Linked DNA regions of Homo sapiens: region 2 is linked to region 1. A link is a loop called in an ENCODE intact Hi-C map of the cell type or tissue named here. Cell type or tissue: mammary epithelial cell. All regions are shown on one strand. Each heading gives the region's core, and the rest is flanking DNA. Links, peaks and the distances in the headings are about the cores only.

Evidence for each region. Hi-C counts contacts between places; a loop is a spot of excess contacts. Peaks named below come from ENCODE experiments on the same cell type or tissue, not always from the same donor. Only the 100,000 strongest peaks of a DNase experiment are listed, where the experiment ranks them.
Region 2: it touches region 1 in a loop (4-fold over the local background); 1 of 110 quality-filtered maps calls a loop at or near these places.

Annotation. Positions count from the first base shown.
Region 1 is chr2:50,643,020-50,659,813 of GRCh38, reverse strand. All of the region lies in intron 5 of NRXN1 (neurexin 1), which reads left to right. Among named protein-coding and RNA genes, the nearest start is that of MIR8485, 45 kb to the left of the region's middle. In mammary epithelial cell, for the core only: no CTCF peak of the experiment used is centred there; a DNase peak (open chromatin) is centred at 9,453; H3K27ac peaks cover 2,070 bases.
Region 2 is chr2:50,539,541-50,556,334 of GRCh38, reverse strand. NRXN1 (neurexin 1) reads left to right here. Exons shown (of 23, transcript NM_001330078.2): 9 at 3,310-3,748. Among named protein-coding and RNA genes, the nearest start is that of MIR8485, 150 kb to the left of the region's middle. In mammary epithelial cell, for the core only: no CTCF peak of the experiment used is centred there; DNase peaks (open chromatin) are centred at 8,594 and 9,394; H3K27ac peaks cover 1,957 bases.

The DNA of each region.
Region 1 (16,794 bases), core at 7,186-12,185:
ATGTTAATCAAGGCATTAACTTTCAGAAAGGGAAGTCCTGTTGAAAATTTTTAAAAGTTGTGGATTTGGGAAAAAAAAAAAAGAAAAAGGAAGCTAAAATGTATATGAATTAAAGAATGAACAACTAATTTTTGCAGAAAAATATAAATGAATATTCAACTTACACTGTACAGAAATATATTCCAAATAAGTGTGGCATTTATAGAAGTATATTTGGTTTCTAAATGTAAAGAAATTTATAATATTTTTAAAATATGAAATTCTCAATAATTTATGTCAACAAATGATTTTTAAGTAGGATTCATTCCATTTATATAGATTGCCCCCAGACAGTATACCAATGTGTTGCGTACTAAAAAAAAAAGTGATATTGAAGCTTCTTAGATCAAAAATTTCTCACTATTTTATTGAAGGAAAATATCCTGTGTTATCCTGTATACCCAAATAAAATGGATCAAGTAATAGGCCTATCAAATGAACGTGTTTTCATATATATTAAACATAATGAGGTTCTTTGTAATGGGTAAATGTTGTAATAAATGTCCAGCAAAATGAGAACTAGTTTACTGCATAAAAACATGCACTGGCCAAAGAACAATTGCTTATATACTTATAGTGGAATGGAACCTTGAGGCAATGTGTCATTGATGCATTCAGCATCCTCCCTACTTGATGGAACAGTAGTCATACCTCATGCTGTCTCACATGTGTGGCATGCCAGTGGGGAGCAAAGTGGAGGACTGAAAAAGGGCCAGAGGGCAGAAGTTGGGTGGTGAAGAAAGGCAAGCAGTGCTTCCTGCCGTCACCCTTGCTCATGACTTCCCTGAAGCTATCTTTTTGAGTTCATGGCTCATTTCTCAAATACCTATGCCTACCCAAAGTATAAAAGGCACTGTTTTCAGTGCTGTACTGTGATGTGGGCTGGAGAGTATGGAGATTGTAGAGCCAGCTCTCAGGAAGCTTATACAACTCTAAAAAGGGAGAAGAAAGTTCTTCAAACTTGGGCTACATATGGATCTGGAGGGATAAAAGGAAGCACCTTTACTAGTGTAGCCAAAGAGGAAATGATGTTAATTTTGGATGTGGAATCTGGCAAAACTGCATTTGGGACCTGAAGATGACAGGAGGAGGCAGCGGGAAAGTCTCAAAAGCAGGAAATGAAGATCGGTAGAAGGAAGTGATGAGGCTGTAAAGACAAAAGGGAAAGGAATGTGAAGGAACGGCCAAAGAGTCTGTTTTTGAATTATGGCAGCAGAAAAATTGCCAGGAAGTGGAAGTGGAGTGCAAAAGTGACAATTATATTTCTAGAAGACATGTGAAATAAGAATAATTTAGATAATTTCTTCCTATTATGTAATTGCTCCCCTGCCTCAAACACACACACACACACACACACACACACCAGTGAATGCATTTCCTGTAAATTAAAAACATTGAGTTTACACTAAAGAGATCAATTTTTTTTTGCCCTGTTTCTGAGGCTCACCACTGATGTCGCATTGGGCAGGTCAAGGATCCTTCTGAGGTAAAGATACACCCACCTGCTTTTACCTCAGCTAGCGTTGTTTTGAGGGTGTATCAGATGGACAAAGTGTGAATGCTTTCTGGACCCTGGGATAGCCTATGCAAATGTAGGGGTTTTATATTTTGATAAAACTAAGTGAAATGAAGATTAAAGCCAAGCACTTTCACATTGAACTAAACAAAGGAAATAAATAATGGAAAGTCTAAGATCTGCTGAGAGCACATCAATGAAATAGTTATTCTTGTATCTTTATTGAAAAGCTAATTGTAAAGGCTAAAAACCTCTTTTGAGGGTGGAAAGAAAGACTTCTGTCTACTTGCTAATTTATTGTTCTGGGAGATGTGGCTGCAGTTCATTGTGACTATATAGAAGCAGAAACCTAATAACATGGTTTACTAGTCCTGGTTCTGCCATTTAGGACCTCAGTAAATACCACAGCCTCTTCCTTTCTTTCTCAGTTGTGGATAATAACAGCTCAGAGCTGTTGTAAGGGTCAACAGATTATCCTTGTGATTTAAAGGAAGGTGAGAATTTCAAGCATAAAAGAATTGAAAAGATGTATACTTCTTTTTTGTCTTTTTGATGGCAGAACACAGAACTCTTATCTCATGTCTACTCTTCAATCCAGGCTGTGCCTTAGTTAATGAGAAGCAAGAACACCCACCACTTCTCTAGAAAAAGGACTTGACAACTTCACTCCTGACATTCTGTCACAGGGAATAACGCTCTTTACGGAACTGCTTATCATGAGTATGGCATCATTCTGGGCCCTGGGTATACCAAACAAACAAAAAATGAAGATCCCTGTCCTCTGTCACTCATATTCTACTGTAGGAGATGGACGAAAAAATATTTAAACATGAGTGATTAACTATGGTATACTCAGTAGTTAAGTTTTATGGAGAAAAATAAAGCAAGGCATGTAAAGGCAAGGTGTAGGTGGTAGTGGACCAAAGACTTAGAAGAGGTGAGAGAGCACACAGTGAATAACATGTTGGAGAGGAATTTAGCAGGCAGAGGAAGGAGCCACTGAAATGCCAAAATCCAGGGAACTGTCTGGCTTATTAAAGAGTCAATGGGGAGATGGATGTGGCTAAAGCAAAACTGGAGGCTTTAGGGTAGTATTGAAGATGAGCCCACAGATGAAATGGTGGACCAGATTGTATAGAGTTACGGGCTATCCTCAGGATTTTGGCTTTTACTCTGAGAGAGACGAGAAACCACACAAGTTGTTGTTATTGTTTTCTATGTTTCTTTAGAGTTTTTATTGAGTTAAGAAAATGCTTATGTCATATATCAAGGAAGGTGGAAAACTTACATAAAATATTAATAGTGTTTATTTCTGAGTTATTATTGTTAATTTCTCTTCCATTTAATTTTATTTTCCAAGGCATCAAAACTGCAGATATTCTTGGATAGCCTTCCTTTTATAACCAGTGAATTAATTTCAATGATAGCATCTCTAATAATGAAGTTATTTTGTCTCTAGTGTGAATGACATAACATTATTGCTAAGAGTTTGTTTTGTCTTTTTTTTTTTCTTTGTAAGCTGCTACTATGCTTCAGTAGCCCTTGAGCTTGAATGGAGTGGTGGGGACATGAGGGCTGTGAAGTAGCTAGTCCATCATGAAATTAATGGTGGTGATGAGGGTGGTACAAACGGAATTCCTGTCATTCAGGAATGAATAGCCAAGAAGAGCAGGTTAGACTACTGAATACATTTAACCATTCTTTTGTATACAAAATAAATATTATTTAGGGGATAAATTAACTTCCCCTTTCACCCCCAGACCTCAGTTGGTGTGAATGTTTAAACAGAGCAAAAACTGAAAAGAATCTAGAAACTTGATACTTCTAGAACTTTATAAACTCCTATTTGTGACTTCTTCAGACCACTTTCATGACTTCTGGAAGCAAATGTCCTAGTACAGACTCAGGTACTCTTTAGAGTATAGAATTATAAGTGTTACTTTTAAAATTGATACGTAACTTTAAAAGCCTATTTAATTTCTCATGGGTGGGTTTTGAGCCAAGAAGGGGCATGATTAGACTTTAAGTTTAAAAAAGATCACTTTGCTTTTGTGTGTTTGGGGGCAGGGGGTGAAGTGGTGTATGAGAGGTGGGGTAAGTCTGAGGAACAATAGTTTGGAAGTTATTTCAGAAGTCCCAGAAAATGCGGGTAACTCAGACCAGGGTGGCAGCAATGAAAATGATAAGAAGTGCTTAGATTCCAGATTTATTTTGATGGTACAACTGACAGATTTGTAATGATTTTACCTAAGCTTTCTGAAGCCTAGAGGTCGATGCTTTCCCATTTCTTTGTATCGGTAATTAGGTTTAAAAGTGATTTGAGTTTAATTACACCACATTTATATGTCAATTTACTGCTAAATAATTGCTGGCCAGAGAATTTCTTTTCTTATTTATTTTCCTGCATCTCTTTGAGTATTTTTCTTTGTATAGATCTAGAATATCAAAAAGAAGTGTCAATGTACACGATTACAAAGTTAAAATCATATACACTAGTTACGTTTATGTGGTGGGTAGGCCAGTGATGATGTCCCAGTTTTCAAAATACTAAGTCCTAGTTCTCTTCTGTCCTCTTTCTTCCCTCCCCCCCCAAAAGAAAAATAAAAACAACAACACAAAAAATATAACTATTCCTCATTCATAAGTAGTTTGTTCCTACCAAAATGCCAGATGTAGCTCTTAAACTAAGCCACAGCGCTGAGGCTTTTTAACAATTAACAAAAACTTTCGGTTCACTTTGTGAATCATTTTACATTCAAACAAGCACAGCAACCTTGTCAGATTGGACTGGGTCAGATTTTATTCTCAGAGTTTCTCAAAAGCCATCCTGACAGGAAAGTATATATTCTTATTCCTAGGCTGTAAGCTAGAACAAATCTGGGTTCCAGAAGCAATGGCCTTGAAACAGTGAAAGAGTTTTTTGAAGGGCAGGCAAAAATGTTTTAAATGAAGTTCTTCCTGATTCTTTATTAATACTTGAAAAATAGTTTGGTGTTTTTTTTAATTTTGAAAAATATGAAAGATACAGATGGAAAAGTAAAGGGAAATAGAGCTGTATCTTTTTTTTTTCCATGCTTGCTACTTTTCACAAGAAAAGTATGGCTCACCTGATCAGTCCAATTTACCATTTAATCACACTCAGTTTATTGCATCTCTAAAATTGGCCACATAACTGCATATTGGAAAATCCCAATTTTCCAGACTTTTCTATTTTACATCAAGATCTGACATGTTTTCTCCAGGTTGCAAATTAATTAGACCTTTTTTATTCTTTTGTTCCTTGCTTTGTTCTCCTCTTTCCTCTTGTTCACTTGGTTGGAGAGTGTGAAATGGATAATAATTTTGGTTTAAGCATCGTTTGAACCTTTGAATGGAATCACTATATTGGCTACTGATTAGATTGAAGGATATGAACAGACACTTCTCAAAAGAAGACATTTATGCAGCCAACAGACACATGAGAAAATGCTCATCATCACTGGCCATCAGAGAAATGCAAATCAAAAACACAATGAGATACCATCTCACACCAGTTAGAATGGTGATCATTAGAAAGTCAAGAAACAACAGGTGCTGGAGAGGATGTGGAGAAATAGGAACACTTTTACACTGTTGATGGGACTGTTAACTAGTTCAACCATTGTGGAAGTCAGTGTGGCGATTCCTCAGGGATCTAGAACTAGAAATACCATTTGACCCAGCCATCCCATTACTGGGTATGTACCCAAAGGATTATAAATCATGCTGCTATAAAGACACATGCACACATATGTTTATTGCAGCACTACTCACCATAGCAAAGACTTGGAACCAAGCCAAATGTCCAACAATGATAGACTAGATTAAGAAAATGTGGCACATATACACCATGGAATACTATGCAGCCCTAAAAAATGATGATTTCATGTCCTTTGTAGGGACATGGATGAAGCTGGAAACCATCATTCTCAGCAAACTATGGCAAGGACAAAAAAACCAAACACCACATGTTCTCACTCATAGGTGGGAATTGAACAATGAGAACACATGGACACAGGAAGGGGAACATCACACTGGGGCCTGTTGTGGGGTGGGGGGAGGGGGGAGGGATAGCATTAGGAGATATACCTAATGTTAAATGACGAGTTAATGGGTGCAGCACACCAACATGGCACATGTATACATATGTAACAAACCTGCACGTTGTACACATGTACCCTAAAACTTAAAGTATAAAAAAAAAGAGAAAAAGAATGAATAAATGCATAAATGGACTTGGAGAACCAGAAAAAAAAAAAAAAAAGATGAAAAGGCCAAAAGAGAAGAAAGTAGGGGGCATAGTGAGATTCTACCTGTATGCTTCAGCTACAGCCATTATGTCACAAAAGAAAATGAAGGAAACAAAGTAAGAGGCAGGCAGAGAAGATGATCACAGCTAGGTTCTAAAGAGGAAATGACCGCAGCTTAGTGAATCCTACACTGTCCGTAAGACAGTAAGAGAACAGGCAAGTCTGATCATGTGGTCAGTATGCTTATGTAAAAGCAATATATTTATGAACGATTATGGTATACTAATACTTCACGCAATTATATTATGCATTAAATCAAGGTACATTTGAACTTCTGTTCATTATTTGTGTGTAAATTAAAAATTCAATTTTCCTGCCTTTTTTCCAAGTAGAAATATGTATGAAATTGAATTAAGTTTGGCCAAAACTGCCTCCATAAATAATTTAAGAGTTGCCTAAAAGTTTCTCTAGACATAGTGAATTGTAACCTAAGTTGGTGTATTTACAAGCTATAACCTAAACTAGAAGTATATACTCTTGTAAAAAGTAACTGAGTCTCAATCAATCACAGCAACTAAACCTCCAGCCATTAAGAGACTGAAAGCTGCCAAATACGACTATATAAGGCAAACATTGACTGCAGCCAATCAGGTTGTTTCTGTATGTTACTTCCTTTTCTATGGGCATGAATATAGACTGCACATGTGGTAGAGTGGAGCATTCTGAACCATTTTTGGTCCAGACTGCTGCCCTATTCATAAATCATTTATTTTCTCAAATAAACTCTGCTAGATTTGGTTTGTCTAAAGTTTTTCTTTTAACATATGGTATCAGTAACTTCATGGAGATAAATAGATTGAGAATGAGCCATGAGCAGCATTCATTAAGATATGGTAGTTAATTGCATATGAGTGGGAGTCAACATGATCCATGTGGATCAGGAAATAGGTATACAGGAAAAAGGGGACATTACAAAAGTCAAGGAATACTAAAACGAGGAATGAAAACAAAATAAAACAGAAACAACAGTCAGACACAAATGATAGAGGCTCAACATCATTAGCCAATAGGGAAATGGTTAAAACCACAAGATAACACTTCACGCCAGCTAGGATGGCTATAATGGAAAACATCAACAATAACCAGTGTTAGTAAATATATGGATAAATGGAACCTTCATACATTGCTGCTAGTAATGCAAAACTCTGGAAAAGCTTTTGGCAGTTTCTTAAACTGTTAAGCATAGATTTATCATATGACTCAGCTGTTCCACTCATAGGTACCTACCTAAGAGAAATGAAAACATGTGTCTATACAAAAATTCGTTCACAGATGTTCACAGCATAGCAGCAGCATTCTTAATAACAAGAAGTAGAAATAGCACAGATGTGCATCAACTGATGAGTGAGCAAGCAAAATGTAGTATATCTATACAGTGGAATAGTATTGTGTTCCACATGCTATATGCTACATGGAGCCTCAGAAACGTTATGCTAAAAGTCCACACATTATGTGGTTCCCTATTAATTGTCCAAAAAAGGCAAACCTATACAGACAAAAAGATTAGTGTTTGCTTAGGTTGGCCTGGGGGTGGGAAGAGGGAATGACTACGAATGGGCACAAAGTTTCTTTTTGGTGCAATGAAAATGTTGTAAAATTAGATTGCAATGATGGTTGCATAACACTGGAAATTTACCAAAACTCATTGAATTGTATACTTAAACGAAGTGAATTTTATGGTCTGTAAATTATACTTCAGAAAAGATATAAAGGAGGAGGATGCTTGAATATAGAAGCCTGGAGGTAAAAGAAGGAAGACAACATTTCAAAAAGGGATGGGGATGGCTGATGTCAGTTGCAGAAGAGGTGTGTGAAAAAGTAAAATGGAAACATAACAAACCTTTGATGCTACCTCTCTGGTTTTACCAGGGAAGAAGCTGTTCTGCTGCTAGCCCAGCCTGCAAGTGTCTGCAGGAAAATGCTCCATTACTCTGGGATGCAGTATGTGCCCTGTGGCCACAGAGCAGCTCATTAAGACCCTACAATAACCTGCTCATTTAAATAGGGTTCATTATTCATAGAGTGTTAGGATTGTTGTGGTTTTTTTCAGTGCAACTCTGGGTAGACTATTGTTGTGCAGTGCTTATTTTAACAGGAGTTAATTAGGACCAGAAAATTGCTCCTTGTTTATTACAGTTCCAAAGCCCCAGTACAAGCTGTACTAATCCCATCATTGTGAGTAATGGAAAAAAGAAGGGATGGTGTAAGGAGAGGAAAAAGAATGGAAGAGAGCATGTGTGTCGGCAAGTTAACATTCTTTCTTTCTTTCTTTTTGAGATAGAGTTTTACTGTGTCATTCAGGCCGGAGTGCAGTGCATGTTTACAGCTCGCTGCAGCCTCCATCTCCTCTGCTCAAGCAATCCTCCCTCCTGCCTCAGCCTCCCAGTGTATTTTATGTTATGTTATGTTATGTCATGTTATGTCATGTCATGTCATGTCATGTCATGTCATGTCATGTTACGTTATGTTATGTTATTTTTGGTAGAGATGAGGTCTCACTATATTTCCCAGGCTGGTCTTGAGCTCCTGAGCTTAAGTGATCCTCTTGCCTCGGCCTCCCAAAGTGCTGGGATTACAGGTGTGAGCCACCATGCCCAGTCTAACATTCTTTATAGAGATACTTTTTCTTTAGAAAATCTCATAAAGCTCAAGAGTTAATTTTATTTTTCAGGATGGCCAGAGGGTATTCTATACAGGAGAGAATTACCATATACATGTATGACATGTAGATCACTCATTTTTAAAGAATTACAGAAAAAATAAAATAAGCCTAAGAATTTGCTTATTTTTTCCAGAACTTAATTTCAAGGACCTTACAATTTATTTGGGTCACATTATGGATATCAATTAGTTTCTTATTAAAAGAACCTGTGCTTAAAAGTAGTATTCTGAGTGCCAGGTAACAAAGGTTACTATAATCCATCAATTCACTTGATAGCAGAAACCACTGAAAAACAGGTTTATATTGTGTAGTTTTCTACTACTCAAAGTTAATTCCAAAGTGTTAGCTAAAATGAGTTGTCTATTATTTATTTTTATACTTTTTTATATTCAAATATTAACTATCAACATTTTAAGCTAGACAGTGCTAAAGATCACTTTGTACTTCTTGACTGGCATTTTTGGTTTAAAAGTCAACAGTTAAGAACACAGGGAGGGAGTTTTAAAATAGGCTATGAGAGACTGATTTCTGTTTGTTGGTTTGTTTTAATAGCTTGTATTAGCAAGTATTCTATCACCCGAATTACAGTGAAGTACAAAGAGAAAAATCTAGATTTCATTGTCTGGCATTTGGAAAAGCACCTACTTTTCTGCTTGTTTAGGCATGCACGTAATGAGCTCACAGAGCATTTGTTTTTCTGACCTCTGGAATAAAAAAGCAAGCTGACATTAAAGACTGAGGTAAAATACTGAGGCTGCTGCCGATAGGTTTATTGGTGTGTTTGCTGTCGCATTAATTGTTTGGAAGCATTTTTATTCGATGTTTAAACTTCAGAGCAGCTTCTTATGAGGATTCAGGGGAAGAGAGCATAAAACCGGAAAGCGAGTCATCCTTCCAGAACTGTGTTGACTTCTCCACAGAAACAATGTGCTGTGTTATCACACAATGTCAGGAGTCATATACCACTTGCTCTGACTGAAATCATGTTTTATCATGTATATAAAGGCAGTAAAAAGCAAGAGGTCTGGCATCACAAAGCATGGGCCTCCTATTCAGGATCTTACCCAGTATCAGAAGCATTTTCCTAACTACCTCACCAGAGGTTAAATAAGCATGATGCCCTCAGTACATTATTATCAGAACAGACATTTCTATGGCATCTGCAAACCCAGAGGACAGTGCACAACTGAGGCAGTTCAGATTCTTCAGGGCTAAGAGCATTTTGAATTGGAATTGGTAAAATAGGGAGACAGAAACAGCTGGGGGATAAATATAAATGCAACCAGAGTCCCCTGTATTTTAGTCTGGATTTAGACCACTTGTGGCTATTAGACAGTGAGAATGTAGATGACCACAGCTGCTTCGTTTTTCTTCATTTAGGGACAGAACAAGGGCAATTATAGCATCTATGATTCATTCACATTCCTCAAGCAAATCAGCCCCTAATCATTGAACTCTGTATCATGTCCCAGCAAGAGTGCTAGTTTGTCAACAAAATTCCCTTGCTCTAAGGAGTTGCCTTCTAGTGTAACAATTTTCAGACAATGATATATTAATCCATTTCACTCCGATTTCACTTAATCTTCTCAACAATCAAGTGATACAGTAGGTATTACTAGTTCCATTTTACATGGCTTCAGGGTCACAAAAATCATTGTCAGAAACAGACATCCACCCTCAAGCAAAGAGGGGGTAACAGACAATAAGAAGCAAAACCAACCAATCTCACTAAGCTAATGAACACATTTCTGCAAATGGAAAATGTAAGTTTGATTCTCTTCACCTTAAAATCTAGGGTTTCTCATTTGCACCTCCCCTAGTGAAGTTTTGGGAGCTACAGAGTTTTCTCCACAAGGAGAGGAAGCCACACTGTAATCTGGAAGCATTTCTATGACAATGTCTATAGATAACTGCCTAAAGAAATCTCAGAGAAAACAGCTCTGGCGTATTCAGTAAATACTTGTGATTTCTTTGTGTGTGTGTGTGTGTGTGTGTGTGTGTGTGTGTGTATGTGTGTATGTGTGTATACATGCTTGTACCTAATTTTGTATTCTTTTCCTTGAAAGAAGAACCTCCCAACTAATACATAATTCAAACTATCCAAAATTTGAATACAATTCTAACTATTGTTCATCAGTCCTATGGGTTCATAAAGTAAAAATAGAAACTCTCAGGCAGAGTGGATTTTAAATTAAGCTGAATTCACTGCTGGGCAAATCAGGGAAAACCTAATCCAGCTCAGAGCTATTAGGATCTGAGGAAGGGGACATTCAGATTGACTGACAAGGAAAAACCCAAAGGCCATGAATTTTAAGGATTTACATGGATATATGTTTATACAAGAGAAAACAGTCCCTGGGAATGTGATGTCAGCAACCAAAGGCAAAGATGGACCTACAAATAGAAGGGCCAAAAGTTCTATGAGGAAACTGGATTTGATAGTTTAAGCAAGTCCTTGGCTTCGCAGTTCAGCACGGTGGGTAGAAGTGGGGTAGAAGCATGGGGTAGAAGTGATGACCGGCTGTTTGCTGAACCCAAATCCATTTAGGGTTTTCCTGAAGCTTGCTGACCCATTAAATCCATTGGTTGCACAGAGATAGGATACATAAATTACAGATCACAGAGATGCCTATCAGACCATAAACATCATCATATTTTTCTGGTATGTCTGGTTAATTTTTTGAAGCAGCGGCTCACGTGCCATCTTTTGAGGTCCTGACCACTTCTGTCTTGTAGTCTCTCACACCCTCCAAATACAGGGTCATGCAGAAGACAAGCCTATGATAAATGATCTTTATCAGTGTGATAGTTAAAGTGAATTCCATTTGGTAGAGAAAGATGCTTGCAAATACACATTTTATATACTTTGCTTTAAATTTTGTCAGCCTGGCTAAAAATATAACTCAGAAATAGAACTACTAAGGGATTTTCCCTGACAAAAGCATGATGGAAAATACTTTCTCCTAATGATCTCATCTGTGGCTTCTCAGCATTTCCAACTGTTAAACATTGTTAAAAAATACAGTGTTATGTGAAAGAGAAGAGGGTCTCTGTGGGAGGTTTTGCCTTATGTCGTTGTTGGCGATTGAGTCTCTGTAGATCCCAATATGGTTTGACAGTTCTTTGGCTTGATTGTAACAAGGAGCTATTTATGTGGAATAATTCATGCATATAATGAAATGAGTCTAAATTAATTATTTAATATTATTAACTTTTTCTTGGTCATAAAAATATTCATTGTAGAGAATTGGGAAAGTACACAAAGGTTTAAAGGAAATAAATACATGATATCATTTTGGTCTGTTTCCTTTATTTGTATGTGTGTATATATGTATATACACACATGTACAGTACAATTTATAGTATAATTTGTATGCCCTACATTTATTTTGCTTAGCTTAATGTAAGGAGTATTTTTCTTCTTCTGTCATTAGAATGTGAAAAGATGATTTTTACTGACTACAAATTTTCCATCCTAATGTTGTGTCATAAATTGCTTGTTTTTGAATAGTGTAATATTTTAATTATTTACAAACTTTCCTGAATTTTAAGGCTGTAATGAACATCCTGGTATACAAATTTTTGTTCTTGTCCCTGACTTTCTTCCTAAGCTGTATTACTTGGAAGTGGAATTATGAGGACAAGAGTAAAGCTTTTCTTTGGGTCTTTATATGAGTTGCCAATTTATATTCCCCATAGTATGCGCTACTTTGCATTTCCACTAGTTAGGATACCACGTGCTTGTGTGATTATACACAAGCAGTGTCGAATGTTGTAAGCTATTTCTATTTTGTTTTCCTGTGTATTTCTTTGGATGTCTTATAAAATAGTAACATTTTTCATAGATGTATTGATCACTGATTTTCAGTTCCATAGATAGTTTTCATGTTCTCTATCTGCTTTAGTGTTGGAAGGTTAAGGGATTTTTCTGAATTGGTTTTAATAATGTTAAAGATTTTATGCCTTATATCTGTCTCCTGAGTACCTAAGCCAAGAAAATATGAGGCCCTCAAAAGTGGATATAAAATAATTTATATTTTCCCTGGGCCTACTATCTGTAAGTTTCCGCTTTTTTTCTTCTTCAAGACACTCTCCAGGGAATGACCTAAACAACAAGTCTAAAATTGAGATGTGTTTGAGAGATACAGTTTGTTCAGCGGGTAATTATTCAAGAGGATCTCCTGTTGCACAGATATTCCATAGAAGAAACCATAAAACAGACCACCTAAATTGAAAAAAAAAAAATTGCCCTCTCAAACAATATAATGCTTGAGTTTTGAGTGGATCTTTTACATCTTCATTAGAAATATTCTCTGTAGGAAAATACTCTGTATTCACAGGCATAGTCTGTCCTTCTTCCTCCCTGTCTCCTGTCCTGTTCCTCCCTGTCTCCTCAAGGGACTCAGATGCAATCAAGAGTTGTATAGTAATGGGCATAAAATATTGGAGGAGTTCAGAGGAAGGATAGTCCAAACAGAGAATCATGGTGGAACTTCAGCTGATTCTAGAAATATGTGCCTAGTGGAACAGCTCAGAGAGAAAAAAAAAAAAAAAAAAAAAGACAACATGAAAGTACAGAGGCAGGAAAAATTACACCGTTTGAGGAATCATAAAAAGGGGACTTTTCCGTAGTTGAATAATTGAACCTAGTTCATGTCACTAGTGTGGAAAATAGATTAATGTGATTTAGCTCCTTTTTGTCCTCCCATAGAAAGATCTCAGATCTGCAGCCAAAGAGCTGGTTCTCCTCAGTTTCATCTTGCATATCACAGTGCATTTGTAAAATTTGGAAAGCTATCTAAAGAATTTTAAACTTTCTGAATACAAAATGTCTTTTTCCACCAGGCAAGAGTCACCCCAGTCACTAAACAAATTGACCAATTTCAGAGTATTTCCTGCTTCCACTTGTTACTGATGCAGCATCTGCCTGGAACAGAGTGCTGCTGGATGCAGAAAAGTTCAGGAAAGTTCTAAGGACTCCAGCTGGCTTCAGTGTGAGAAGAAAATCTGACACCAGAATAGCGGCCTTTTGTTTTGTACTGATTCTTTTCTATTAGGTTGGTGCAAAAGAAATGGCAAAAACTGCAATTACTTTTGCACCAACCTAATAGTATATTACCAGTCTCACAGTTTCTAGAGTTTGTCAAGATCTTCCTGGACTCAGCCTCTCTATATATCTTTGTGGATGCCTGGAATGTTCCCTGCCTTTTCTACCTGATTTAGACCTTATTCTTCAAGTCCTAGAAACCAAACCATCCCTTTCTAGGGAAGCCCTTCCAGCATGCCAGTTGAGTATCTGTTCTCAAGGCACATTTCAGTTTCCTTCCTAGGTAGCAGCACTTTAAACGAATGTAATTGAATGATTTGTTTAATGTGTGATTTACTATCTGCTTTCTCTCCTTAGACTGGGAATCATGTAAAGAAAAGCTATTCTCGATCTTACATTCAGGCAATAGCATTCTTTGAGCTCTGTAATCAAGCTGGATTTTTTCTTTTAAGCACAGTAAAGTTTAAAAGGGTAGTAGATAATAATAATATAAAATTTCATTAATATTTTGAAAAGGCTTATTTGGTCTGATCTTAGTTCTTATGCTCATGTTAAAATTGTGAATTAAGTAATTATGAATAATTAATTCAACAGATATCTGTTGAATGCTTAGTACATGACAGGCACTCTCCCAGTCCCTGGGATGCAGTGGTAAACAATCACCATGACGACTACCATAACAACAAAAGTCCCTGCCTTCATGGAGCTCACGTTTTCATGGGAGATGTAGAAATAAATAAATACGTTATAGTTTATGTGATGACGAGTATTTATAGAAAGAAAACTAAAGCCTGCTAAAGAGGTAGACAGATGCAGGTGCTATTAATTCCAGAGGTAGCATTCTTATTTATATACATTCTTGTATTATTTATTTTTTCTTAGAAATGAAGATTTAGAAAAACTTTTAATGTAGCTTATAGAAAAACACTGATTTTCTGGGATGTGTCTTTGGATATCTATTTTGAATCACATTTTGAATATATATGAATTTTACATGATTTTCAACATCAAAATCAGTCAATCAAGCAATCATGAACTTTTCTGCATCCAGTCGCACTCTGTTCCAGCCAGATGCTGCATCAGTAACAAGTAGAAGCAGGAAATACTCTGAAATTGGTCAATTTGTTTAGTGACTGGGGTGACTCTTGTCTGGTGGAAAAAGACATTTTGTATTCAGAAAGTTTGAAATTCTTTAGATGGCTTTCCAGATTTTATAAATGCACTGTGATATGCAAGATCAAACTGAAGAGAAGCAGAACATCAAAATGAAGAAATTTATGTAGCCATGCTTTTGAAAAAGAAATATGTATATAAGAGCTGTGCATTTGAAAAAGAAATATAAATACATTTTTTATTTATATATCCTTATATATAAATATAAATATCCTACCTGAATGTTTATATTCATATATATTATATATATATTTCTTTTATATACATATGCAAAATTTATATATAAATATTTGTATATATACACCTTTAGATATTCCCTGGCATGTTGAAATGGCTGAATTTGCAAAATTTTTATTTACTGAGTTATTGGTGAGTAATAGTGAATAATTTTCTTTTAACCTGGAGGATAAACTAAATAAAGAGATCAAACCTGGGGGAAAAAAATTCTTCTAGTGAACTGGTAATAGAGAATTTTATTTCATTCCATAGCCGTCCATCAGGATGTATTATTCTTTAGTTTCGGACTGTAGGGTCATAGAGATGAATCCTCCAGGGGTTGCTTATTTGTTCCCAGTTAATTTTTGTATTTATTTCTTTTGCTTTTGATAGTCTTCTCTAAAATTTGTAGGAATCATTTATTGTCATAAATATAATTTGAAAGTAGTATAGCTTGATGGCTATTAATATGAATGTATCTGGTGGAAACAAGCTATCTTTTTCAGATCAGAAAAAATAATATAAAGAATAAATATTTTTCTTTCCAATTCAGTTACCTAACATAATCAGGGTAGAAGTCTGGAGTGGGAAGGCAAAAGTTATTGACTAGATTTTCTCTCAAATAATTACATATATCAAGTTAATATAGCTGTTTAAATCATTAAGTTTTTTTTTTCCACATGAAGATCCTAGGAATATAAAAATCTTACCTGAACGTTAAAAAATACTGGTTTTATGTAAGATTTACATAAAGAAAATAATAACACTTTAGGGAAGGGTACAAAGCACAACCAAAATAAGTAAAAAACAAACAAACAAAAAAAACCAACAACTTTGTGCCTCTGAATAGGATGATTCAAACTTTAAATTATAGACTGAGGGCAATTCAATTCACAGTCTCAATTTGGGGAGGAGGTTAGGGACTTGACAAACTGTAAAATTGATATGCAAGCTAAATGTTTATAAAAGCCTAAATTTTTTGAGAAAAGTAACAGTTTAGGGAAGTTACCAGCATGATACCAAAAGGTACTATGAAACAACTATAATTAAAACAGTCTAGTTCTGGCACAGAAACAGACAAGGGATGTTTAGAGAAAATGGAGTCTAGAAATCGATGTAAGTACATACAGAGTTTTTTATCTGTTATATATGATATTTAATAATTACATAAAGGATACAATACTTAACAGTATCGGAAGAACTGATTATACATGTGGAAAAGTAAAATTAGATTCCAATATCATACCGTTCATATGGATAAACACTAAATGCATTACAATGTTATAGAAATACTTGAAGAAAAGAGAGAAAAAGTCTTTATAAATTTTGGAGTCAGGAATGTTTTCTTAATTAGAAATAAAAGCAGCTTGCCATGAAGTAAAAAGTCTGATGGAACTGATTTATAAGTTTAAAGAACAAACACATAAAAATTGTATACAGAAGAGAATGATATCTGAGGCCAGGCTCCATGCTAATAATTTTATAAGTGTCAACTCATTAACCTCTGAGTAAACATTACTTTTTTTTACAATTTATTGAGGAGAAAATAAAGGATTGGAATGTTTAAATAGCCTGCCCACACAAACAGCGCTAATAAGTGATGAAGTGGCAGTTTGTCTCTTGTGATTCTGGAGTCAGGGCTCTTAAACACAAGAAAAGGAACAAAATCAAGATAAAAATATATTTAGGCCCTGTATGCATTTGTAGTTAGATTTATTCTGTAAAGAAAAATTGGCATTTACATAGGATATACTTTAAAGAATATCTTGAGCTTTTATTTCTCATATATTCAATATAGTATTTTTAAACAATC
Region 2 (16,794 bases), core at 6,760-11,759, 100 kb after region 1:
CCATGATTGAGTGCCACATTGTTTCAGAAAGAAGCAAAAATAGCTTACACATGAATTTTTAGAGGAGTTAGAATACTTACTAGCTACTCATTATTCTAATTGAACTAGATTCAGTTCATTTTAAGAGTAGGTCTAACTTTAGAAAAATAGGGTAATTATAAAATCTGGGTCAGATGAAATAGTAGTGTAAATCTGAGAGCCGTAAGCCTACCAATGCAAAATTGCTTTTCTGTTTTCTGGAGTAGCCTTTCAAAGAGTACAAAATGGGAAGAAAAAAATACATAGTGTGCTTCTTCTCAAGATAGTTCTTGTAGGAAAGAGTTCTTGTATCTGGAGATAGTTCTTACCTACAAGAACTATGTTGAGGAGAAGCACAGTGTATATTTTTGTGTATAAACCTCTGGAGAGTTTTAACTCAGGCATTCTTCGTTCTAAAAGGAATTTATACCCCACAAAATGTGTGTGAAGATGAAATTTCCCAATGCATGGGCCAACTTGTCAATTATGAACTGGATATGCACATAAGTTTATGCTTTTTTCTAGAGAAATAGGGCAAAATAGTAATTAGTTTATGAGATTGGTCCGCAATACCATATTCTGCTGTATTTTAATTATAGGTCTAAATATTGTTATTTACAAAAGCCTATAATCTAGAAACTAGGTTTAAAAAGGTGAAGGAAGAATTTTGTTCAACTATAAACAAATATTTATTGAGCATCTACTCTGTGCCAGCCACTGATCTTGGTGCTGCGCTGTGGTGAGCAAGGTTCTTGCCAGTGTAAAGCATATAAAGCATTGATTCTGGTGGAGATACTTTTTTTTATGAGAGATGCATGGCTAACCTTAAGAAATTTTGCCCAGGGAATTATCCCTACTTCTATTTTTTTTACATCTTCCTGAACCTTTTCATCACCAAGTCACCTGATTCAGTTATAAGATTATGTCTCATTGAAATCCTTGCCCAGACTTAGACTGCCCCTCATTCTTCAACTTTGTGGTGGCTGATGTCAGATTCAAGAGACAATATACCAGGGCTAAAACCCACTTGTTCATGTCAGAAACACTCAATTCTTTTACAGTGGTTCTATTATAAGAATGAGTGTTAGCATTGATCAAGAGAAGCATCATTTGGGTCTGAAAATACTTATTCTTGATCAATATCTATGTCAAAAGAATGTCCACATGCTGGAATATAAATCAATAGGAAAAAGGAAAAATAATATAGGTTTAAGTAGCATGAAAGTCATAGAGAGAAGCGATAAAACTTGGAAAATCATCCTTGAAAAGCATTTTCCCTGCCTCTAAAGATCTCCAAAGAAAGGCAATCCTAAATAAATTTTTCTAAGACTTAATAGATCTTTCTCTTTTCAAAAAAGTATTCTTAAGAATTAATGTAATTCCTTTTTGTTATTGCTCAAGTTCATTTTCTCTTCTTTTGTTGTCAATAGATGCTTGTTAAACCATTGTACATATTTGTTCAAAGAATAAGGGATATCATGTTCTTTATTATAATCCTTCTCCAAGATAAAGGTAAACTGAAACACCAGGCCCAGCATTGGAAAGATGTGACTTATTTAGTTGGCACAAATCATGTATAAAAACCAATTATATGTGTGGGCTTTATTTCTAAATGTTTTCCTATGGATAAATTTAGAATTAAAATCTGTGTCTATTAGATGATAAAGCATTGATTTTTATTATCATGTATTTTACGTAGTTAATATTTATTGAAATCTTACAATGTGATTGGCATTGGAATGAATGCCTTTATGTAGATTTTCCCACTTATGTGTATTTTCTTATTTAATTGTTATAACCATTATGTGAAGTATTATTTTCCTTTCAGGGAGTGAAACAGGCTTACAGAGATTTCCCAGTTCGGTAATGCTGGAGCCAGAATTTGAACTCAGGAAGTCCAATACCAGAGCATGTACTCTTAATTACTCTGAAAAATAAAGTATTCATTAACAAATCCTATCAGGAAACTCATCAGCCATCTCTTGGTTCAGTTGGCCATGGGTTTGGAATAACTGCTGCGTTGTCTTGGTTGACTTCATAGCGCTAATCAGATACAGGCTGTCTTATTTTTCCTGTTACATATATTATATAAAACACCCATGCCATTCCTGAAAAATGAAAAACAAAACATACATGTGTGTATACATATACATATATATATATGTACATTTTTACATGTGGATAAATAAATCTAGAGTCTAGCAATGTTGGGAGCTTTGAAATCTATAGAGTCCCTTCTTGAAAGAGCCTAGACAGCTATGTGGACCTAGATAACTAATTCACCCTCAAGTAAGTATGGTCTATGTATTTTAGAAATGTGATTATCCACTGTATGCATTTTGTAGAGAAAAGGTGTCCTTCTCTCTTTATCCTTATGTCAAAATACCTTTGAATTTATTAGCGTGAAGGGATAGCAAATGTATGATACCGTGAACCCTGTCAGTGAATTATCAAATGTGTTAATTGGAATCCAAAAAGCCTTAGGACCATCAGTAAGCACTCAGAAGTGCCTAGCCTCTTTCACTGAAGTGCCTTGGAAAATGAGAGTACAAGACAACCCTTGCGCAGCATTTGTGTAAATTAAAAGTGAAATGGATCACCAGTAACACAGGTTGAATAAATTGAGGGGAAGCACCATATTCTACATGTGGCAGTGCCACATTACTTAACAGTATTCAAAGGTATTGATGCAGGTCAGGGATCTTCTGTATCTTAGTTATATATTTTTTTTCTGAGAAATGTCAGGCTGTTTTGTGCTTTAACTTGTTGTGACTGTCTTGCAAAGTCAATATCCACAGCAGATATATAGATAATAGAAGAGATCCAATATTTTAGGGGACTGGTATATAATGGTATCCAATTTCAAATGCTTTAATGATGGGAAAACTGAATAACCTCAGTGCTTATATTTAATTTTAAAAATATCATAGACAACTATGAAACAAGTAGCTTTTATAAGTTCAAGTCTTAGCATGGTAATGTAGACATGAAATTAAAGATATATGCAGATTTTTAAATTATTTGAGTTAAATACAAGCAGTTTGTGTGTATATGCACATGCGCGGGTGCATCTGCACACACATTATTTGAATCAAGTTAAGTTGTTATGGTTATTGTTCTATGAATTGACACTTGAATTTTATTTGCCTGAGAAATGTTGCCTTTATACAACAAAATTAACTAAATATCGTGTGCCTTTTTATGATGTCGTTGAAAGTTACATGAGCTGTTCACAAGTTTCAGATATTAAAATATGGAGGCTAGTTTCTCACTGCTATCCTCTGCCCACAGGTTGTATATAAAAATAATGATGTGAGGCTGGAATTATCTCGACTTGCCAAGCAAGGAGATCCTAAGATGAAGATCCATGGAGTGGTGGCATTTAAATGTGAGAATGTTGCAACTTTAGACCCAATCACCTTTGAAACCCCAGAGTCTTTCATCTCTTTGCCTAAATGGAATGCAAAGAAAACTGGCTCCATATCATTTGATTTCCGTACAACAGAGCCAAATGGCCTCATCTTATTTAGCCATGGCAAGCCAAGACATCAGAAAGATGCCAAGCACCCACAGATGATAAAGGTGGACTTCTTTGCTATTGAGATGCTAGATGGCCACCTCTACCTCCTCCTGGACATGGGGTCAGGTACTATAAAAATAAAAGCCCTGTTGAAGAAAGTGAATGATGGAGAATGGTATCATGTGGACTTCCAGAGAGACGGACGGTCAGGTAATCTTATCATTTTTCTATGCTGTTTATCTGCTGGAGCACCCCACCCACCCATGCCATTCCTAAAAGTGAAAACCAAGACATATTAAAGACTTCCTGCATTTGTTTCTTTAGCCTAAAAGAAATTGCCTGATATTGCTTCTGTTTCACACCATGAAAGAAAGAGCTAATTAATTATCATAGTTGGGCATCAAACCCCAAATGCTCAAATGTCTTCTAAAATAGCTTCTTAAATGAACTTTTATTGGGTAATCAAGTGCCAAATCTTGCAGAAAATTTTGTCTTGAATTTGCAAGTGAAAAAATTCAAAGTTTTTCTATTCCCAGTTTTCTCTTATGTTATTGGATGTTTGGAGGTACCCGAAGTGGCAAATATAAAATATGAAAAAAAAATTAGAATGATCCAAACATAAAATCCTTAGTTTGGCACGTCACACTTTAGGATGAGTCTATGGCATTAAAAACACTTTAATCAATACAGTAGCATTTCAAGGACAGTGGCAAAGCTCTGCTGCCCTTCCAAACTGCTTCCCTTTCTGATGAAAGGTATTTGGAATTCCACCAGCAAACATTCTGCTTCCTGTTGCTGCATTTTATTTCTCTAAGAGAGGAGGGGTAAAGGTGGCAGGTAAAGTTTCTCCGAAGAAATCACATTTACACTGAAATTTGGGAGTGTTTTAGGGGGCTTAGGATGTTGACTAATATGAGCTTTGAGGGGAAATAATCATCCAGGAAGCAGAGATGACATTTGTAGGAATCCTGAGAAAGAGAGGGAAGGAGGGAGGAAGAGAGAGAGAGAGAAGAGAGGGAGAAAGAGGCAGACAGACAGGGAGAGATAAGGAGAGAGAAATCTGTTTTAAGTATACAACTACATTTATTTAATTCCCTTCACCCCGGGCTCCCATGCTCTGATTGTCCTACTCATACATAAATCAAATGATCTTATAATAGAAGATAACTAAATTTAGACCTATCTACTCTCCTTCTTTACTTCACCCACCCCCAACCAACTAAGCTGAGTGCTTCTTTTAGACTCAGTAATCTGTGATAACCATGGTCTTTCAGAAGGGCCCTGTTGAAGACCTGGGGCTGAACTCTCTTGCTCATACCCTCCTTGCATGGGCTCCCTCAGTACTTGTTAACTCCCAGCTGAACTATTTTCTACTTCCCTCTTATCCTTCCTTTTTTATTCTGCTGTTTATAGATCAAGAAGATTGTGTTTGCCTGTTTGGAAATATGTTTTTTACCTAACAAAATAAAGAAATAGAATATATGGAAATTGAGAAGGAGTTGGGAGTGAGTGTGGAGAGAAGGAAGGTCAGAACCCATTACTCTGATTCCCAGATATATTGGAGACTGTGTTTCTGATTCATTCCTCTCTGGAAACTTTGTCTCCCTAAATATTCTCACTTTCCTAAAGAAGTCTACAAGGAATTGAATTACCATTTTTTCTTCCTCCCCCTCCCCCTCCCCCTCCCCCTCCCTCCTCCTCCTCCTCCTCCTCCTCCTCCTCTTCTTCTTCTTCTTCTTCTTCTTCCTCTTCCTCTTCCTCTTCCTCTTCCTCTTCCTCTTCCTCCTCCTCTTCTTTCTGATTTAAGCTGAGAAGAGGCTGGGCGCGGTGGCTCACGCCCGTAATCCCAGCACTTTGGGAGGCCAAGGCAGGCAGATCACGAGGTCAGGAGATCCAGACCATCCTGGCTAACATGGTGAAACCCCGTCTCTACTAAAAATACAAAAAAATTAGTCGGGCGTGGTGGCGGTGCCTGTAGTCCCAGCCACTCGGGAGGCTGAGGCAGGAGAATGGCATGAAGCTGGGAGGCGGATTTTGCAGTGAGCCGAGATCGGGCCGCGGCACTCCAGCCTGGGAGATAGAGTGAGACTGTCTCAAAAATAAAAAAAAATAAAAAATAAAAATAAAAATAAGCTGAGAAGAGTTCATTGATGGGAATGCAAAAATATAACAATAATAATAGAGTGTTCCCCTCTGACTTCCTCCAGCCTATCTCTGCCAGAGATAGCAGTTAATTTGGTACATATGAACTTTCAAGCAGAAGAATTTTGAAGTGGCGTGGGCATGGGCTTATGTAGTGCTTTGAAATATTAGCTTGTGGATGTTATAATTTGACTTAAGATAGATCTAGAATAAAATTTTGAAAATTACTTTCAAGAAGAGATATTTTAAGTCAGATTTTATAGCACTTTAAAACAAAACATGCCAAAAATAGTGGTTCACACCTGTAATCCCCACACTTAGGATCACTTGAGCCCAAGAGTTCCAGGCTGCAGTGAGCCGTGATCATACCATTGCACTCCAGCCTGGGCAACAGAGCAAGACCTTGTCTCAAAACAACAAAACAACACAAAACAACCCATATCAGATTAGACGGTTATCTTCTGAAAGTTCAGAGGAGAAAAAAAACACCAAACATCAAATCAATTGCTTTTCATTCACTTAGAAATGAGGAATTTTCTAACTATATGAATGTAATACACGATTAATTCAAAATACTAGTAAATACAAAATAATATAAAAGAAAAAGGAAAGTATTCATTATTCATTTGAAAATAATGATTTATATTTTTGGGTATTTCTTTCCAGTCTTTCTTCTATGTAAATTGTGTGTGTGTCTATATATGTGTGCATGTCTCTCTCTACATGTATATGTGTATATGTATGTATATATATGCATATGTACATACATGCCACACATGCACATATACACATACTCACAGAGAACAAAATTATTTTGAATATTTTATGAGGTTTCTTATTATAAGGAGAAAGTATTGATGCAATCTAATTAATTATCAGATAAATACTTTAATCTTCAAGCAGAATAAAATCTACTTTTTCTGTTTAAGCTCTTTAATTCATCCAAATTACCAAGAGTTTATTAATTACTCTATTTGTACCCTCATTGGAGAAGGTCAAAATTAGATGATATCTACTTTAATTTACAAAGCTCAATTCTGTATGGGAAGAACAGAAACACGTTCTAAGGAAGTGTTGTTTGCATCTAAGAAAGAAAATAAACGAAGCATGAGATTTTTCTTTGAATCCAGTGGAAAGATCAGATTACTATGCTTGGTGCTGTTGTGATGGTAAAGTACTTTTATGTGATTAAAATTTCAGATTAGTGAATTGGTACAAACAATATAAAAACCAAAGTTCATTCACTAAGCCAAGTTCTGTCCTTTATTAAATTGAAAAAAAATAGAGCTCATATTAGGTTAGCCTAGCTCAAGGGTGTTTAATGTAATTTTAATAGCAGCTGTTAATATTTTATATATAGTATTTTAATTAAGTTCCATATTTGCACACTGCATTGGTTTGGTATGGAGTAGCCTTTTAAAAATTGAATGAATGGCTATACTTGCTTTTATTTTACTTAAAGGATATTTCTGATTTGGCTGGTGAAACAGTAAGATTCAGAGGTCACTTACAACTAAGAAACATGGAAATTTCATGAAATAATTTATTTTACCCATTTTTTATATCAGTTATATTCAGGGGCTATATGAATATTATTTTTCATATAATGTGGAGAAAGTGTACTGCTATGACAAGAGGGTAACATGGGCTCCTTTCTGACATACAGATAATGAGGCCATATCTGTTGATTTGCCTGGAATATTCCTTAGCTCAGTATTTTAAAAGCCTTATTATCTCTGTTATTAAAGTAGAGGGAACCCACGCCTAAGAGCAATTCTTTCTGCTGTTGGCCATACTAAAGTAAATAGAAATATAATGAGACCATTATGGTCATTAATTTGCTGCCAATCTAAGTAGTGGTTATTTTTGGATAGAGAGAGGGTTAAAATCATATTTGGTGGACACAAATGATTTAATTTTAATATTACCCACTTTATAAGGTTCATAATTTCCATCCCAGATAGAGAAAATTGTATTTATTTTTTTATCCACAGTTTCTAGTACATTCCTGGGTATAGCAGTTGTTCAGTATATATTTGGTATAAGAAAAACTAAAGATTAAAAACATGTAAGTAGTACAGTGCCAAACAACCCCTGATACTCTAAAAAAAAATAAAATAAAATAAATTAGCAGCATCATTTTTTACATTTGGAGAATAATGGCACTCTTTTAATTGTAAATGCAACTTTTTTAACTGTAAGCATTTATTTAAATTACATTACTTTCTGAAAGCAGTTTATATGATATAGGATAAAAACTGGTGTTCTCTTGTGAATGCAACACCATCCTCCAAGCCCAGATGTTTGAAATAAGCCACTGAGAAAGTTAAATAATTGTTAGCGAATGTGTAAACCTGGTACAAAAATGACAAGTTTTTATGAGAACAGGACTTCTGTCCCTTCTTGGTCTTGAGGTCCCTATATCATTTTGCAGACATTTAGGGAGCAGGAAAATCCATCAAGAAGGAAGGTGGTAACTCCTTTCTGAGGACTGGGATATGCAACCACAGTAAGTGTGCTCTTGACAAGAACCTAGGATGTCCATCTTTTTGGTGGCCTTCCCTTTGGTTCTTTGGTCTTTAGTTCACTGAAAGGGGTATATGAACCCCTTATTCAATGAGAAATAACACCTTTATGTGTAATTTTCTAAAACTTTCTCATTTTGGCAAAACTGATTGTAACTGGTTATTTCTAACATATGTTCCTTCTTCCAATCTGAGACATGGGGAAAATTCACTCTAATTTCCACAGTTTGACTAATTCTGCTTGGCTATAGCTGTTCTTTATGTGCAGTGCAGCTTTCTTCCACTGCCTGCTCACTAAAGGGTCAGGGACATGGAAAGCCAAGTGGGCTGAGCCGTAAATGGCACTTCCAGATCCTGCAGTAAGCTAGCAAAGGAGAAACCATACCAAGTGCAGGCATGATTTAGTGAATCAGAGTGGATGACTTCAGTGCTGCAAAATGTAAATAACCTCTGTGGATAACTTAGCTACTAACAGGGCAAAACCCCTAAGTCAGTGGACTTAATAAATATGATTGAAGAGGCCCATTACTTTGCAATTTTTGCAGGACTTACAGCTGAGCGTTTTTGTTGTTGTTGTTGTTTTTAAACCAGTCTCTCTCTTTCCAGACTTCCCCTTTGCCTCTTCTCTGGTCCCACCCTCAACACAAAACAGCTGCCCAGGTATTTAGCTAAACTGTGAATGGAGCTACAATTAGGATGAGGTTAATGATTGTTTTCTTGGGGCACAAATATTGTTTAAATTTGTGTTAAACTCTGGCTCAGTCAAAGTACCCTCTCAAGTATTTTTATAGCAAACTGCCAGTCTTATTTTATTTATTTATTTATTTATTTTGTAAACCATCATTACACATTGAAATCAAAGAGAAAACTCATTATTCTTGTCAAAGTTGGCTTGTATACAGCAGGGTACAGCTGATTGTGTCAGCGGTTATTCATGGGTAAGCCTACATTTAACAGCTAAGAAGCCATTGAGATTTGAATTGAAGTCGTAGAGTTCCAGTTTAAGAACTAGATATTACAGTGGGAAAGGTACAAGGCTCTCTCAAGAGCACATAATTAGAGGTTTATAGTAATCACTGTTTGATGTGAACAGCACTTTCTAGCTATCTATTACCAGCACTGATTTCTGTGTACACCATTCATGAATCACCACACTTAAACATTTCTACTTGAGCAACCATTAGACAATTTCTCTGCTTAGGTCTTGTTTGAACTTGCCCTCTGACTGTAAATGTTCCTCCCATGCCTCTGCCTAGTAGCCTGTTATATACATTGAAGTAATTTTAAGTGCATTTATATTTTGTTTCATATCCACACCCATAAACCACTATTCATCAGAGGAAACACCGAAATACCTTACCAATAATTTACTAGTTCTTTGATCATATGACCAGATGGGGTCAATTTTGCTTAAAATTGTAATGTTAAGTTTTATTAAAATGTTTATATTTATTTATTCTGAAGAAGTTTATAGAAAAAAATCATTTATTGTTTCTCCACACTCAAAGTATTTTTTATATTTGTACATTTTCCTTCAGTTTTTGTTAACATTATATATATTTTATATAGTTGCAGTTAGAGTATAAACATAATTTTTCAGGCTATCTGTTTAATATGGTGTTATGTACTCTTTTGCTCAAGATCATCTAAGTAGCAAAATTTATTTTCTGGGAATTATGGAATCATAAGCAAAGATTCAGAGCAGAGCTTTTCAGAAGTACCTGAGCTAGGCCCCTGGGCTTGTAGAACTTAAATGTATTAACATATCTAAAGAAAAGAAACTCACAGGGGCAAATATTAGCAGTAATCTTCTGAACACTGCTTAGCGAACTTGACAACTTCATCCCCACTGTAAAGATGGAGGCAGGTCATTTAACTGAGATAAGGGTGTCAAGCCTTCCCAGGCCAATATTACTATACATTTCCTTATCTCATGCATTCTTCTTGTTCAGAATCCATGTTCCCCATGCACTCTTTTGATTAAGATTTAGTTCCCATTGTAAGTCTGATTAGAGTGGAGGGAGAAAATAGACCAGTTATGTATACAGTCGGCCCGGCCCCCCATTTTTTGTGGGTTTTGCATCTGTGGATTCAATCAACTATGGATTGAAAATAATTGGAAAAAAATTGAGTCTGCTCTGAATATATACAGACATTTTTTCTTGTCATTGTTTCTTAAACAATGCAGTATAATAACTATGTAGCATTTACATTGTATTAGATATAAGTAGTTTAGAGATGATTTAAAGTACATGGGAGGATGTGCATAGGTTATATGCAAATACTAAGCCATTTTGTATCAGGAACTCAAGTATCCACAGATTTTGGTGTCTCCAGGAGATCCTGGAACCAATTTCCACAGATACTGAGGAATGCATATGAGTATTCACATTCCTGTAACAAGTAAATTTCTCATCATAAATGAATAAGTAATATTTGATTATAATTGACATCCATATTGGCAGAGCTACATGGGAAGTATTTCATGTCCTGTAATAGGTAATTCCTCAGAGGAAATCAATAACTTGGCATTCTTGTTTTATACATTGCTGTTATGGAGTTAGTAAATATCAGTCAAACCTGGGAAATGAAACCGCCCTCTGAAAATCTACCAAATCTCTTCATTGGGCTTGCCTAGCTAAGGGGCAGACTCTGGACTATGGCATCAGTAGCACCCTAAGAAGATAGGCAGTTTACTGACCACACGCGGACCTAGTGACCCTTACTGTGGAATGCTGAGTGGAAATCTGTGGAACTTCTGCAAAATAATATTTCAATTGCTGCAGAATGTTATTTGATTGATATTTACAACCTTCCATTGTGTATGATCATGTTTAAAATGTATATGTGTCTATACATTGCTGTGAATGTGTATGTGTGTTTATATATGTGCATTTTTGTAATGCATGATGTATTTAATATATAAATACATACTTTTGGTGAACACGTTCAGGCAATTCAAAAACTAGCTAAGTGAAGCGTTTCCCCTTACCATACATTCCCTCATCAATTTACTCTGTTCTCCATAGATAACCACTAAAATAATTTGGCGTTGAAAAATTCCCAGTTCTTCTTCTAGGCATCAATATATCTATAAATATGTTCACACACATAAAATACTTATACAGCCTTTTTTCTATAGTCAAGATTATAGTTTACCAATTACTGTGTAACAAAAAAACTTAAAGATAGCTTTTTCTGTGCCATTCTTTGTAGTGACACCATACATACCTTAGTTTGAACATACTGATATTTAGGCATTTCTCTATGGAAGAACATTTGAATTTTTACTTTTTTAAACCTTCACTGTTTTAAACTAGTTTATAGATAATTCCTTCATACATGAAATCTTTGTGTATATTGGTCAGAATATCTCTAGGATTGAATGTGAGAATTGGGATTGCTGGATTAATTGTAATTTTAATTTTGAAAGACAATGACAGGTTAGTTTACTAACTGCTGTTTCAATTTACATTCTTATCTACAGTTATTGAAGTGCCCTTTCCCCCTTATTCTTGCCAATACCAGACATTATTAAACTTTTAAATTTTTGTCATTAGAGTTCTGTTTTCATATATTGATTTAATTCCTGAAGTTCCCAGCTCACAGATGAATCAAGTAAGCAGAAAACAGATGGTAATAAGCAGAGAGTGGAATATTAAGATGGTATTTTTGTTTTGTTTTCAAATACAGTTAATTTTATTTCTTTAAAAACCTCATAGATAACATTGGTTTTAAAAAAGATACAGAAATTTTTTAAATAACACTCATAATTACACTGTCACCAAATACCCACTCTTAATATGTTGGTTCTTTTTTAAAATTATTTTATGATAATTATATATTTTACATTTTACATTATACCCTATTGTCAATGTTGTATTCTGTTTTTATTACTTATGTTGTGCATATTTCATCAAGTTTGAATTTGTTATTAGACTAGGAATTTGACAAGTAAATTTGTAACTTTGTGAAATCTGATTCATTTGTGTAGGGACAGGTGGAGCAGAATTAAGTATAGATAAAATTGACATTAATTTAAACAATTCATTTAAGCAGTAATTTAAAGATTGTTTATTCAAAAATGAATCTTAATAATCCATCTACTGAATTTCTTTATTTTTCATAAGAGCCACATTGAAGCCTAACAGATCTATCCTTTGGCTAAACTTGCTAGCTAGTTAGTTGAAGAGCTGGAACATCGGATTTTCTCACCAGGAAAAAGGGTTCCCTATTACAGCACACTATTTTCTACTCCTCATTTCCTAGTAATTTAAACTTGTGAAGTAATTTAACTCTTGACATCAACTTAACTTATTTTAAATCTCACCTTCACTCTGTGTTTCTTCTCACCCTGTAAACTAATCTTATGGAAGTAGAACAGACAATAAAAATAGGATAGAAAAGTTAATGGAAACTAATAGGTAATGAAAAACTACCTCACTACGTTGTAAATTTCATTTCCACTTTTATAACTAAGAGCTGTTTTAAAAAGTTTTTTGAACCTTTGCATACAGTTTTACAAGAAACATAAATTTATTACTTGTTTATGAATATTCTTAAATATTACCTTGTCTGCTTATCACCTTCATTTTACCTCTTACATGTGTCGTGAAAAAACAGCTTTACATGTAAGAATATAATGTAATGTCGTTTCTACATTAAAATTATAAAAGTTGTATGTCCACAAATAATTTATTTTTAGTTGCGATCTCATTCCTTTAAAAAATAAAATAGCATAGCAGGGTGCTTCAGATTCTTAAATAGTGAAGCATGAAACCCTGATCTAGATAATTTCTCAAATATGAACTTTTCCCCAATTTTAGGAGCCTTAATGTAACAATGTTTACATAAAATATTTTGTTAATTTACCAGAAACTGCAAATATAAATTCAGTAGAAGGGGTAGAATGTATGAAGGAATCAAACTATTTAAAAAAGAACATGTCAGTATTTGTGGTTCCTGGAAAAAGATAGAGGGATGACCCATTAATATATTTAGATTTTTGTTTTCTCTTAAAAATGTATTTATAACATTTATGTACCTCAGCCTTTGAAAATTCTCCTTTTCCATTGATATATAGAGTTTGGCAACTACTCAATTGTCTTCAATTATCAATGAACCAGGTTTAAATATTAATTTGATGTGTTCTTTGTAACCACTGATTTTATAACTCAATTTTAATAAAATAAGCACACGGGAACCTTAATATTTAAATTTCACTATGCTCATATCTATGAGTTAAATTGGTTTAAACTAATTCGGATTCTGTGATGACTCTTTTGCTAGGTGAATATGTTCTTTGATTCATATCCATAGTAAAAGTCATTAAGGAGGTCTGGGATTCAAATCCCTTATTGGAAATGTGTCTATTTCAGGACACATGTTTAGGCTAAAATATAAACTTCTATTTGCATTTGTCTCAGTAATAAAATTTAATTATTAATTCTAACCATTTTTACTCCATGAATTTTCAAAATATAAAAATAATTGTTTCCATCCCACTTGAACTAAATTCTTTACTTTCTGATTATTTGCCATCTCTTTTACAAAGATTTTCTAAAATACAAGTTCATACGAATTAGCAAAGCATATAGATAAAGTAGTACTTGATTTTCAGCCCTATTTTCTTCATCCTATGATGTCTGTTTGCATAATATTCCAATGACTGATATCTGATCCATCCATTTGCCTGATGTGTCTCCTTAACTTTGAATCCAGAGCTCAATTTAAGTTCTAGTCTTTCTTGGATTAAATTTGAATTAAAGGTAGGATTATATCCCTTTTTCTTTCTGTCTCATGTTTTGTTGCTTGTTCTCTATCTCTCTCTCTCTCTCTTTCTTTCTTTCTGATGGAGTTTTGCTCTGGTTGCCCAGGCTGGAGTGCAATGGCGTGATCTCGGCTCACCGCAACCTCTGCCTCCCAGGTTCAAGCGATTCTCCTGCCTCAGCCTCCCGAGTAGCTGAGATTACAGGCATGCACCACCGTGCCCGGCTAATTTTGTATTTTTAGTAGAGATGGGGTTTCTCCATGTTGGTCAGGCTGGTCTCGAACTCCTGACCTCAGGTGATCCACCCGCCTTGGTCTCCCAAAGTGCTGGGATTACAGGCATGAGCCACCACGCCTGGCCTGCTTGTTCTTTCTATGAGAACTCTACAATTGTCTCTCAAAGGGACAATAGGGAACTATGGGAGAAACTTACTCTTTATGATAGTAACCCTTAAATCTGTTTTTGTTTTTTATTTATTTTTTTGTACCATGGGTTACAACATTTTAGCTGGTGCTAAAATCCATTGATGGTCCAGCATTTGTTTTAATAAAATGATATGATGAGAGAGAAAATATCAAAGTGCTTCAGAGGCTGTAGAGTTGAATATTTTTTTTTTCTTTTAAACATTTGTTTCAGAGTGTGTGTGTGGGTGTGGGTGGGTGGGTGGATGTGTGTTTAAGTGTGCACTGGGATATTTGAAAATTGTGGTCTCTATGACCGTGTTCAGAAAACTCAAGTCTAATGATAAATTTGTAGTAAGAATCTTACCCTGTCCATATCATCAAGCACATTCTTAAAATAACTTATTTGAACTCTCTTACAATACTTTGCTCAAAGCAAGCACTAACACACCATAAATAAAAATCAAGAGACACAGTTACTCCATCCTTACTGTCAGACAAACTGTAATGAATGATTGTCTAAACCACCTGGCAGCCGTTTTGCCCCTTAGAGTGAGTGCAGACACAGTGCACCAAGGTATGGAAACTACATGGAATAGAGGGAGAAAGTGGGTTGTGGAAGCCAATGAATTTCCTCGACTCAGGAGTCCTCCAGGAGTCCTCTTAGTGTCAGAATTACGATACCCTGAGCAAGGACAGTACAGCCTTTCCCAGGGCTTTTTTCCCCATCTGAGCTGAATAAAAAGAGCATATGGGAATACATACATACATATATGTTTATATATATGTATATTTGAATATATCACCACACTTGGAATAATTTGTCATTGTTCCTTTGCTAAGTTCCGTGTCTCCTAACATTTCTTCTCAATTTCTCAATAGTGGATATTCATTTCGTCAAATCCTCAAAAATTCTACGGCTTTTAGGAGGCCTTATTGAACTAATTGGAAAATAGAGTAGAATCCTTCTCTCTTTTATTTAAGAACATGTCACTTTGGCTGGGTGTGGTGGCTCACGCCTGTAATCCCAGCACTTTGGGAGGCCAAGGTGGGTGGATCACTTGAGGCCATGAATTCAAGACCAACCTGGCCAACATTGCAAAACTCCATCTCTACTGAAAATACAAAAATTAGTTGGCTGTGATGGCGTACACCTGTAATCCCAGCTACTTGGGAGGCTGCGGCATGAGAGTTGCTTAAAGCAGGTGGCAGAGGTTGTAGTGAGCCAAGATCCTGCCACTGCACTCCAGCTTGTGTGACAGAGTAAGACTCTGTCTCAGAAAGAAAAAAAAAAAGAACATGGCACTTTGTTCATTGCATGTAACTCTTTGCTTTCCATGATAATATGTGCTTTTTAAAGTGTCCACCTTTCCTTTTGTCATTAAAAGACACTCTTTCTCATCATATTCTAACTTTCATTAGCTACTGCAGAGGATAGGGACCATCTGTTTATTCGCTTCTTAGGTATTTTGAATAGGGCTATATAAAAAATGATGCTTTAAAATGCGTGTAATGATCGTTCCATTTGAAATAGAAAAGAGCCACCATTCTCTTTCAATATTATAAATTTTATTTCCCCAAAATGCCATGCTTTATATTTTTCTAAATAGGATTTTATGGTTCCCATATGTTCCTAAATGAGAGTTTTCTTCTAGACACTTGTACAAATGTGAACAGTAAAAATGAATACTTTGTCCTTTTCTCTTTTAGCTGCTTCCCTAGGAAATCTCTATTTTGCTCCCCTCATTGGAAGGCCAAAATAGCAATGCCTTTGAGTGTTTCTCCCCTAGGAGCTTTTCCCTTTTCTTTCTCTGAAAGTCTAGAGAGCCAAATATCCTCTTAATGACTCGGCCACCTGAGCAGTCTTTGTCAGTGGCTTCCATGCCCTTCTCCCTGACAAAGACAGATCCCATTAGACTGCCTAGATTGAAGGGGGCCCTTCTGCTGGGATTTGGAATACTCCTGGGCACATCAGGGCCCACAGCCTTACATCCTTAGTTAGATATGTGTTTTCACTTGGGGCGGGCTTTTGGTATTCTGTGTAGCAACTAAAATGTGTCTCCCTACACACACCTGACCTACCCTCCACTTCTTCTTTTTGTCCTTACTTCTGTATCACACCTCCCATCTCCAGGTCTCTCTTGTGTCTCTTCCCTAAATACCTGAGGTTCTATACCCATGCCCCAGCATGCTATCAGACCTTTTCTCATCCTCTCTCTCTCATCAGACTCTTCCTATCCTTTCTTATAATCTGGAGCTGAGAAATAAATCTGGGATAATGTGGTTGTGGGTCCTTGTGGTGTTCTGTTCAGGTATCATGGTTGCATTTGTACAAAGGTCTTTCTGAAGATAAAGTATCAGTGGAATTTTGGTAATCTGACAGTGTGTATGCACGTTTTGATCAGGAATATGCTTTAT